Regions from separate parts of the Homo sapiens genome. Here regions 2 and 3 are each linked to region 1. The links are chromatin contacts, found by Hi-C or POLR2A ChIA-PET in ENCODE. All regions are on one chromosome and are shown on one strand. The core of a region is the stretch at or near the end of the contact, and the rest is flanking DNA. Distances in the headings are between cores, read along the strand shown. Region 1 holds the start of EXOSC6 (exosome component 6). Region 2 holds the start of FCSK (fucose kinase). Region 3 overlaps ST3GAL2 (ST3 beta-galactoside alpha-2,3-sialyltransferase 2).

Region 1 (3,183 bases), core at 269-2,768:
TCTGAGGGCTGCAAATGCTCACACTAGTGAGGGTCCCTGCTCCAGCACCGTGGCCTGAGCCAGGTCCTCCCCACAGGCCCTGAATGAAGCCTTGAAGCTCTTCAAGATGCACTCCCCTCAGACTTCTGCCATGCTCTTCACGGTGGACAATGAGGCTGGCAAGATCACGTGCCTGTGTCAAGTTCCCCAGGTCAGCACCACCTCGCACCAGTGGGAAGTGTTAGGTCTTAAGGTTGTTGGCTGAGGCCTGTGTGTGTACAGCCTGCATTCGAAACAGCCTTTCTGCCCACCGGTTGGTTACCTTTGCCAGTACCCCTTACCCAGGCCTTCTTATTGGTGAAGACATCTGGTTGATACCTGGCTTTGCCACTCTGTCCTGTCCTGGCAGTGGCCATGGCCGCCCCCTGTACCAGCCGTAAAGTCTGTCTCGGCCTCCAGCAGTATCACCCAGGGCAAGGAGTGGGTGATGGCTCCTCCATCCTTTCTTTCCCTGCATTCCTCCCTCAATCCCATCTTCTGTGCTGACTCCCCCTTCCCTTCCTGTCTTCTAGAATGCAGCCAATCGGGGCTTAAAAGCCAGCGAGTGGGTGCAGCAGGTGTCAGGCTTGATGGACGGTAAAGGTGGTGGCAAGGATGTGTCTGCACAGGCCACAGGCAAGAACGTTGGCTGCCTGCAGGAGGCGCTGCAGCTGGCCACTTCCTTCGCCCAGCTGCGCCTCGGGGATGTAAAGAACTGAGTGGGGAAGGAGGAGGCTCCCACTGGATCCATCCGTCCAGCCAAGAGCTCTTCATCTGCTACAAGAACATTTGAATCTTGGGACCTTTAAAGAGCCCCTCCTAACCCAGCAGTAACTGGAACACACTTGGGAGCAGTCCTATGTCTCAGTGCCCCTTAAATTTCTGCCCTGAGCCCTCCACGTCAGTGCCATCGGTCTAGAACCACTAACCCCGCATTGCTGTTGATCGTCACGCTCGCATCTATAGATAACGGCTCTCCAGACCTGAGCTTTCCGCGTCAGCAAGTAGGAATCGTTTTTGCTGCAGAGAATAAAAGGACCACGTGCAATACTTAATGCCGCATGATCTCTATCCCTCTTCCCAATAGGGGCTGGCTCTTTTGACAGCCTTTGGCGTCTGTAGAATAAATGCTGTGGCTCCTGCTGGCTGCTGTGGTGTTCACCTAGTCCAGCCCCAGAACCCAAAATTTTGGGAACAGCCCCTAGGGCTGCCTCAAACGTCTGTGGAGGTGGAGGCCAAATAGGTGGGGTGACTTGGAGCAAGGCGTTCATAATTCAGTAGATGAGGGGTGGAGGTAGTTGGAAGCAGAGAAGCCTTTCTTGGAGCTGCTCTCCCCCCTCCCTTCCAGCAAGATGGATGGATCCGGCTACCCTGCACAACTGGGACCGGGCCGTTCTCCCTCCGGGCCTCCAGGGGCGCTGTAGTGCCTCCCGCCGCTCTCTCGACAGCCCATGCGCAGCCGCGCGTCTTTAAACAACGGAAGAACCAGTGGATGCGGCAGGGCGTTGGGCGGAAGGGGTTCGCACGCCAAGAACCGCCATGCCTGGGGATCACCGCCGCATCCGCGGCCCTGAAGAATCGCAGCCGCCGCAGCTGTACGCGGCCGACGAGGAGGAGGCGCCCGGCACCCGCGACCCAACGCGGCTACGGCCCGTGTACGCGCGCGCCGGGCTGCTGAGCCAGGCCAAGGGCTCGGCCTACCTGGAGGCGGGAGGCACCAAGGTGCTGTGTGCCGTGTCGGGCCCGCGACAGGCCGAGGGCGGCGAGCGCGGCGGCGGCCCGGCCGGAGCAGGCGGCGAGGCCCCGGCCGCGCTGCGCGGTCGCCTGCTCTGCGACTTCCGCCGCGCACCCTTCGCGGGCCGCCGGCGCCGCGCTCCCCCGGGCGGCTGCGAGGAGCGTGAGCTGGCGCTGGCGCTGCAGGAGGCGCTGGAGCCGGCTGTGCGCCTGGGCCGCTACCCGCGCGCGCAGCTCGAGGTGTCGGCGCTGCTGCTGGAGGACGGTGGCTCGGCCCTGGCCGCCGCGCTCACCGCCGCCGCGCTCGCCCTGGCCGACGCGGGCGTGGAGATGTACGACCTGGTGGTGGGCTGCGGCCTCAGCCTCGCGCCGGGGCCCGCGCCCACCTGGCTCCTGGACCCCACGCGGCTCGAGGAAGAGCGCGCCGCCGCCGGCCTCACCGTGGCGCTCATGCCTGTGCTGAATCAGGTGGCCGGGCTGCTGGGCAGCGGCGAGGGCGGCCTGACAGAGAGCTGGGCGGAGGCCGTACGCCTGGGCCTCGAGGGCTGCCAGCGCCTCTACCCCGTGCTGCAGCAGAGCCTGGTGCGGGCCGCCCGCCGCAGGGGCGCCGCCGCCCAGCCCTGAACCAGAAGCCTGAGCAACTACGGACGCAAGCCGAGGACCGTGCTGCCGCCGTCCACGAAAAGACCCGCGCCATCGGCCTCCAGTTTGCGTCGAGAATTCCTGGAAGGGCCCTGATATGACTGTGGTTGGACTGACCTGACTGCCAGATGGTGGGACTTGGTCTGGAGCAGGGACTACTTGGAATGATAAAGGCAAAACTCAACAGCCCCTGGAGCTGCGCTTGTGGTGGAGCTGGACCCTGAAATTACCTGGACCTTTTTTTTAGAGACAGGGTTTCTTTCTGCAGTCTCAAACTCCTAGCCTTGATTGATCCTCCTGCCTTGGCCTCCCAAAGTGCTGGGACTACAGGTGCATGCAACCACACCTGGCTAATTTTCTTTTCTTCTTTCTTTCTTTTTTTTTTTTTTTTTTTTTTGATGGAGTCTTGTTCTGTTGCCCAGGCTGGAGTGCAATGGTGCAATCTTGGCTCACTGCAACCTCTGCCTCCTGGGTTCAATCCATTCTCCTGCCTCAGCCTCCCAAGTAGCTGGGATTACAGGCACATGCCTCCATACCGGGCTAATTTTTGTATTTTTAGTAGAGATGGGGTTTCGCCATGTGGGCCAGGCTGTTCTCGAATGCCTGACCTCAGGTGATCCACCCGCCTTGGCCTCCCAAAGTGCTGGAATTACAGGTGTGAGCCACTGTGCCCAGCTGAGTAAATTTCTTGATTGCACAGAATGTACGGTGATATTGGCGGACTTAAGGACATCGAATTGTTTATCAGGAATAAAGTATTATGTGTGTTTTCTGCGGCCCTGGATAATG
Region 2 (3,183 bases), core at 495-2,994, 200 kb before region 1:
AGTCCTAAGAATTGGTTCTTATCTCACTGAAGCTCTAGACAAGAAAACTGTAGTTTAAAAAGCAGAAACATAGCTATTAGGTTGGTGCAAAAGTAATTTTGGCTTTTGCCATTGCTTTAATAGCACAGGCAGGCTAGGCTTTTGTTTTGTTTTGTTTTGTTTTTGAGAAACAGGGTCCGGCTCTGTCACCAGAGGGCGGAACGCAGTGATGTGATCACAGCTCACTGCAGCCTCAAACTCCCGGGCTCCAGCGATCCTCCCATCCCAGCCTCCCAAGTAGCTGGGACTATGCATGAGTCCTGCTAGTTTTTTATTTTTTGTTGAGATGGGGCCTCCCTTTGTTGCCCAGGCTGACCTACAACTCCCGGACTCAAGTAATCCTCCCGCCTTGGCCTTCCTAAGTGTTGGGATTACAGGTGTAAGCCACCATGCCTGGCTTTTTTTTTTTTTGAGACAGTCTCCCTCTGTCGTCAGGCTGGAGTGCAATGGCGCGATCTCGGCTCACTGCAATCTCCGCCTCCCAGGTTAAAGTGATTCTCCTGCCTCAGCCTCCCAAGTAGCTGGGATTACAGACGTGCACCACCACGCCCAGCTAATTTTTGTATTATTAGTAGAGAGGGGGTTTTGCCATGTTGGCCACGCTGGTCTCAAACTCCTGACCATAGGTGATCTACCTGCTTCCGCCTCCCACAGTGCTGGGATTACAGGCGTGAGCCACCTCGCCCGGCCTTTTTTTTTTTTTTAATTAATAGTTTGCTGGAGTTACACAATCTCAAGAGGTCCTGAGAAAGTGTGCCCTAAGGCCCTAAGGTTCTTTTGTTGTTGTTGTTGTTGGTTTGTTTTGTTTTGTTTTTGAGACGTAGTCTCGCTCTGTCGCCCAGGGTGGAGTGCAGTGGCGTGATCTTGGCTCACTGCAACCTCCATCTCCTGAGTTCAAGCGATTCCCTCGCCTCAGCCTCCCAAGTAGCTGGGATTACAGGCATGAGCCTTGGCGCCCAGCCTCTACCCACTTTCAATACAGCCTCATCTGCTGAGATCAAGTTGAAATATTTTTTAGTGTCCTCAGCCCCACGCTGTCCAAGACTGGGATAGGGTTGGGGAGCCAGAGATAGAATAAAGTACTAAGAACTCTTCATATGAACCTTTTGAAGACAGGTGGGTCAGGGACTGCACATTTTAGAACTTTAAAGAGGAAAAAAAGGCTCACGGAGGACTCTGACTTGCTGCCTTCTAAATAACAGACCGAAAGAAGTTACTTGGGAGTAAAATCGTTTTGTAAATTACCCAAGAGCACATCATTGAGATTTGTGCATAATACTGAGCCCTGGCCGGGTAAACTGAGAGAGGAGAAGCGGCCTCAAAGTAAAATCAGAGCAGCGCCGGCATCCAGGGCCCCACCTGCCTCAGGGTGAGGATCCTCTGAGGCCCGCATCCCTCCCGGTCCCAGCTGCCAGCAGGTCCGGCCGCACCAGCCGGGTCGCGGGGCTCCCCTTGGAAGACCCAGGCCAAATGGACGCGGGAGCGTAGAAACACCTGTGGGCTCCCGGGGCACCGCAGAGCTCCCGGGGACTCTTCCCTGTCAGGACCCGGGCGGCCCGCGGGTCGACTCGGTGCTCCCAGTCAGGGAGGGTGCACCGGAAAGCTGAGGGGGCGCAAGGGGCGCAAGGGGCGCAAGGGGCGCTGCGGCGACCCTCGCGGACTGACGTACCTGCCGTCGCCCGGCGCTCGGCGGAGCGGGCTCTTTAACGCGAGGCTGCGCGACCCTCGCGGTGCACTCCGGGAAGTGTAGTTTCACCTCCGCGCCCCCCCAAGGCCGAGCCCCCGTCCGGCAAAAAACACGGTCGGAGCCACCGCATAGGCCAGCGTGGGTGGCCGGGGCAGCGCTTTCCTGAAGGGCAGCGGGGCTGCAATCCAGAAGGGAGATGGGAAGGGGGCCGCTCCAGGACCCACGAAACTACAACTCCCAGAGGACCGAAGCGCCTTAAAGACAGAGGCCCGTTTTCTGGGACTCCGGGATCCAGGTTAATAGGTTAATGTGTAGCTTTTTTGTTTGTTTTCTCGTTTGGGTTTTTTTTTTTTTTTTTTTTTAACACCTTCTGGACGGCACCAGGAGCTTCCGCTTTCCTCTGGAGAAAAATCCACTGATGGAGGAAAAAAAAAAATCACGCTTTGCCCAAGCGGAAGCAGCTGCCATTCGATTTGCAGTTGGAAAGGTTTGCGCTGGTTTCATCACGTGGATCCTTTGGGAAGAAACTTTCCAACTCCGTAATGGGGAGGGGATCTGCGGACCTTTTGGGAAAGTTGTGAATGGCAGCATTGATTGTCATAGATGACAATTGGAAATACTCTGAGTGTCTCTCTCTAGGTTACTATGTGAAAGGAAAATAAATCTCAGGACCCCAAAGTCACTAAGTCAAAGGGAAAAGTCAAGCTGAGAACTGCATCAGGGAAACCTACCTCCCATTTTATTCTTAAACAAGATAACTACAAAGATAAAAAAGCTAGATATGGCCTGGCCCTCACAACTTGCCCACTAGGAAATTCCTTGTGTGCCCCCAAATCTGTACCCTAAAACAGTTGTGTGGAATTTCAGTGACAATGTAAATTTATAGCTTATCTTCACAGGTGCTGGGCTTTGACAGCACTGAAAGTCATCTCTCAGCTCACCTGAGACAAATGCATATCTCATTGCTTCCTCTGCCCTATGTTTATTTTTTCTTATGTAAAAATGCATATTCACTGAGCTAGATGAATGCATAAGTGACTAGTCCTCTATCCCCCTCTAACATGTGAAAGGCTTATCAAAGACTCAGAAGAATGCAGCCATTTGCCTCTTACCTACCCATGCCTTTTAAAAATTTCCTCTTTCAGGCCAGGCACGGTGGCTCGCACCTGTAGTCCCAGCCCTTTGGTGAGGCCGAGGCGGGTGGATCATGAGGTCGGGAGTTGAAGACCAGCCTGGCCAATATGGTGAAACCCCGTCTACTAAAAATACAAAAATTAGCTGAGCGTGGTGGCGCGCACCTGTAGTCCCAGCAGCTTGGGAGGCTGAGGAAGGAGAATCGCTTGAACCCGGGAGGCAGAGGTTGCAGTGAGCTGAGATTGCACCACTGCACTCCAGCCTGGGCAACACAGTGAGGCCCTGTCTAAAAAAAAAAAAAAAATTCCTCTTTCCCCAATATC
Region 3 (3,183 bases), core at 502-3,001, 130 kb before region 1:
TCGGGGCCGACAGCCGGGGCAACTGGCACCACTACTGGGAGAACAACCGGTACGCGGGCGAGTTCCGGAAGACTGGCGTGCACGACGCGGACTTCGAGGCCCACATCATCGACATGCTGGCCAAGGCCAGCAAGATCGAAGTCTACCGGGGCAACTGAGCCGGGCCTCGCCGCGACCCTTCCGGCCCATCTATCGGGCACCGGGGCTCCGGCCCGGGACCCAGGACCAGCAACCCGCGACCAATCATGCTGCAGCCCAGGGGCGTCTGCTGTGCCCCGCCAATCACGAGACTGGGGGACCGGCCGGGCCTGGCACCAATCTGCGCTGCGGTCGGGCGGAGCTTCTGTTTCTCCCAGCCAATCATGTGACTCAAGGAAAACTTCCGGCGCTGTGTCCAGTCTCCTCCAATCAATGGCCTTCGGGGGCGGGCCAGCGGCCGCTCAATCCCCACTCCCTCATGCTTTGGGTTAGGGTTTTCTTTCACGCTTTCTGAGGAGGAGAGCATGGCGCGGGCCTCGGCGAAGCACTTCCGTCAGCCTCGGGCGGAGGATCGTCTTAGTAGCTGGCCAGACCTGGAGGAGAGCGGGCGGTCTTTGCGGGCCTCAGGAGATAGGTGGCCGCCCGGCCCCTTTCCCCGCCTGCCCGGATAGGTGCGTGCAGACCCACCAAAGAAAAGCGGTCGCTGCGGGACCCCCAGTCCCACCTCGGCCGCGCTGTGGGATGGCTGCGCCCCCAGGGCTTCCTGCGTCTCCAGGAAGCCGGGAGTGGCGCCCTCTGCGGGGTGGGGTGCTCCCGGGCCGAACTCCGGACAGGTGGAGGGGACAGGGCAGAGCTCGAGGAAGCCCTGTCCCCTTCAGTGCAAGGTGCTGTCACTCACGTGTGCCCTCGACCCTCCCGTTCACCCGCAGCCTTCTCAGCGCCTCTCCCTGGGCCGGAGGCCTCCTCACCAGCCTACCTGTTGCTCTGGAAAAAAATCCCGTCCCCCGACTCCGTCCCTACCCCCAGTCTTCGGCCGGCTCTGGCCCCTGGGGAGGGGGCTGCACGGCGGAAGGAGGCTGGCTATGGGCCCGGCTGCCCGCTGCATGTACCTCCTCCTCCACCCATCGCCTCTTGCCTGGGGGTAACTTTGCCTGGGGCTCATTCTTTGGTTAAGCTGAAGCTGCCGTGGGTGGCCAAACCGCAGATTCTTTGCAAATTCTGAGCTGGCAGAGCTCGCAGCCGGGAGCCGGCCGGGGAAGAGGAGACTTGCGCGCCGCAAGCCGCCTGCCTCCACCCTGCTCTCCATCTCCCGCTCTAGAAGGGCTGGGAAGCTCGCGGCCGGGGTTCCACCTGGAAGCTGCTTGCATGGCTGAACCCAGCTTAGGTCCCTGACGGGGCTGCTGGTGGAATTCTCCCCCTTCGAAGCTGGGGAGGTTTAGGAGGGGGAAGGCTTCTGTGAAGCTCTCAAACCACTAATAGAGCCCCCTCCCCAACAGTGACGGCGCAGATGCTCCCCCTTTTCTTAGTTGACACCACCAGGCAGCTTCCTGGCCGTTGGTAGGTTCCTGCAGCTGGCTGAGGGAACAGGGACCGGCAGGGGACTTTGTTAGGGGAGGGTTGGGATGGGCAGTGGGCCCCTGAAAGTTAATATATTGGAACCTAGCTCGAGTGTCGTTCTTTCCAATTCCGAAAGTAGAAAGAGTAAAAATAGGGGTGATTGGGGTGGGGTTAGTAGAATGCCTCTCTCAGGGCGCTCCCCCCTCCCCCACCGTTTTAGAGAGCTAGGCCTCAGCCAGTCTTGCCACTCCCATCTCAGTGCTTCCTGAAGAGGCTGTTTTGAGTGTTGATGAAAAGCAATGCAATTATGCCAAACAGTATTGAGCAGAATAATTTATTTCTTTTTTTTCTTTTGCTTTAAATCATGAATCCCGCCAGGTACGGTGGCTCACACCTGTCATCCCAGCACTTTGGGAGGCCAAGGCGGGCGGATTACTTAATACTTAAGGTCAGGAGTTCGAGACCAGCCTGGCCAATATGGTGAAACCTCGTCTCTACCAAAAAAAAAAAAAAATACAAAAATTAGCCAGGCGCAGTGGTGCGCACCTGTAATCCCAGCTACTTGGAAGGCTGAGGCAGGAGAATCCCTTGAACCGAGGAGGCGAAGGTTGCAGTGAGCCGAGATTGTGCCACTGCACTCCAGCCTGGGCGACAGAGCAAGACCCTGTCTCAAAAAAATTAAATCATGAATCCCCATCCTGGAAGAGGTAGGTCCCAGCATCCAGCCAGATTTTCTGCAATAGTAATTTAAACACACTTTTTTATTTCCTTCCCTTTCTGAATTAAAAGGAACAAAAAACTGTCTAGTCCTTCATTGTTCTGAAATGGGCATGATGGAAGAAGGCGGGTCTGGTAGGATAGCTGTGACTGATAATGGCTGAGAACGTTGGGGGATATGGGAGGGGCGAGATGACTCCCAGATACCCTCCCCCACCTATACAGGAGGCACCTCATTCCTGGACTCTGCGCTCCAAGACACTGAAATCTGAGCGGGTACAAGCATTTTGGTTAAAAATCAGCTCGTTGTCGCCTCTTGAGTTTCCTCCAGGAGAGGAGTTCATTGGAGAGGATTCCTGGTAGCAGCTCCTCGCAGTGGCTGTCCTGTAACCACTTTGGCCTCTGTCAACATGATGTCTCCAGGTATCCATCAGGCTCCGATACATTTGGGTGGCCACAGGCTGGGCTGTCCCCACCTCTCAGGGAAGTGCATCTAAGTCAGGTTTTCCCCTCTGGCACAGCCCTGCCTCCACAGCCCAATTTCCACCATGCCACAGGCAACCCGCATTTTTATTTATTTAATTTATTTATTTATTGAGACAGAGTCTTGTTCTGTTACCCAGGCTGGAGTGCAATGGCCCGATGTCGGCTCATCCCAACCTCCACCTCCTGGGTTCAAGCGATTCTTCTGCCTCAGGAGAGTAGGGAGTAGCTGGGATTACAGGCATGCACCACCACTCCCGGATAATTTTATATTTTTAGTAGAGACGGGTTTTCTCCATGTTGGTCAGGCTAGTCTTGAACTCCAGACCTCAGGTGATCTGCCCGCCTCGGCCTCCCAAAGTGCTGGGATTACAGGCGTGAGCCAGTGTGCCTGGCCGATTTTTTTTTTTTGAGACTGATTCTCACTCTCGCCCAGGCTGGAGTGCA

Evidence for each region. Hi-C counts contacts between places; a loop is a spot of excess contacts on that map. ChIA-PET counts read pairs that join two places held with the same protein, here RNA polymerase II (POLR2A). Pooled maps may share reads with other maps.
Region 2: a loop to region 1 is called in a map of B cell, with 6 times the contacts of the local background. The contact joins the promoter of FCSK here to the promoter of EXOSC6 in region 1. A Hi-C loop is called at or near these places in 1 of 168 maps with a recorded cell type or tissue (B cell) and 7 of 50 pooled maps. POLR2A ChIA-PET finds 5 or more read pairs at or near these places in 1 of 52 experiments (activated T-cell).
Region 3: a loop to region 1 is called in a map of CD8-positive, alpha-beta T cell, with 13 times the contacts of the local background. The contact joins the enhancer-like site here to the promoter of EXOSC6 in region 1. A Hi-C loop is called at or near these places in 3 of 168 maps with a recorded cell type or tissue (CD4-positive, alpha-beta memory T cell, CD8-positive, alpha-beta T cell and naive thymus-derived CD4-positive, alpha-beta T cell), 2 of 37 single-sample maps with no recorded cell type and 12 of 50 pooled maps. POLR2A ChIA-PET finds 5 or more read pairs at or near these places in 19 of 52 experiments (A673, AG04450, CD4-positive, alpha-beta T cell and 16 more).

The regions. Positions count from the first base shown.
Region 1 is chr16:70,250,275-70,253,457 of GRCh38, reverse strand. EXOSC6 (exosome component 6) reads left to right here and starts at 1,518. Exons shown (of 1, transcript NM_058219.3): 1 at 1,518-3,183. The coding sequence starts at 1,558. The coding sequence ends at 2,376. AARS1 (alanyl-tRNA synthetase 1) reads left to right here. Exons shown (of 21, transcript NM_001605.3): 20 at 77-190; 21 at 552-1,160. The coding sequence ends at 737. RefSeq lists enhancers at 1-477, 1,112-1,301, 1,342-1,391 and silencers at 1,772-1,861, 1,992-2,311.
Region 2 is chr16:70,453,156-70,456,338 of GRCh38, reverse strand. FCSK (fucose kinase) reads right to left here and starts at 1,744. Exons shown (of 24, transcript NM_145059.3): 1 at 1,709-1,744. LOC124903708 (a long non-coding RNA gene) reads left to right here and starts at 1,803. Exons shown (of 2, transcript XR_007065104.1): 1 at 1,803-2,021; 2 at 2,872-3,183.
Region 3 is chr16:70,378,664-70,381,846 of GRCh38, reverse strand. It overlaps ST3GAL2 (ST3 beta-galactoside alpha-2,3-sialyltransferase 2), which reads left to right. Exons shown (of 7, transcript NM_006927.4): 7 at 1-3,183. The coding sequence ends at 158. Among named protein-coding and RNA genes, the nearest start is that of DDX19A, 33 kb to the right of the region's middle. RefSeq lists enhancers at 326-385, 416-585. Within about 2 kb of position 1,751, at least 39 of the 41 ENCODE cell types and tissues checked have a DNase peak (open chromatin) inside an H3K27ac peak, as active enhancers do; they include A673, CD4-positive, alpha-beta T cell, CD8-positive, alpha-beta T cell and 2 more, where a contact is called at or near this core.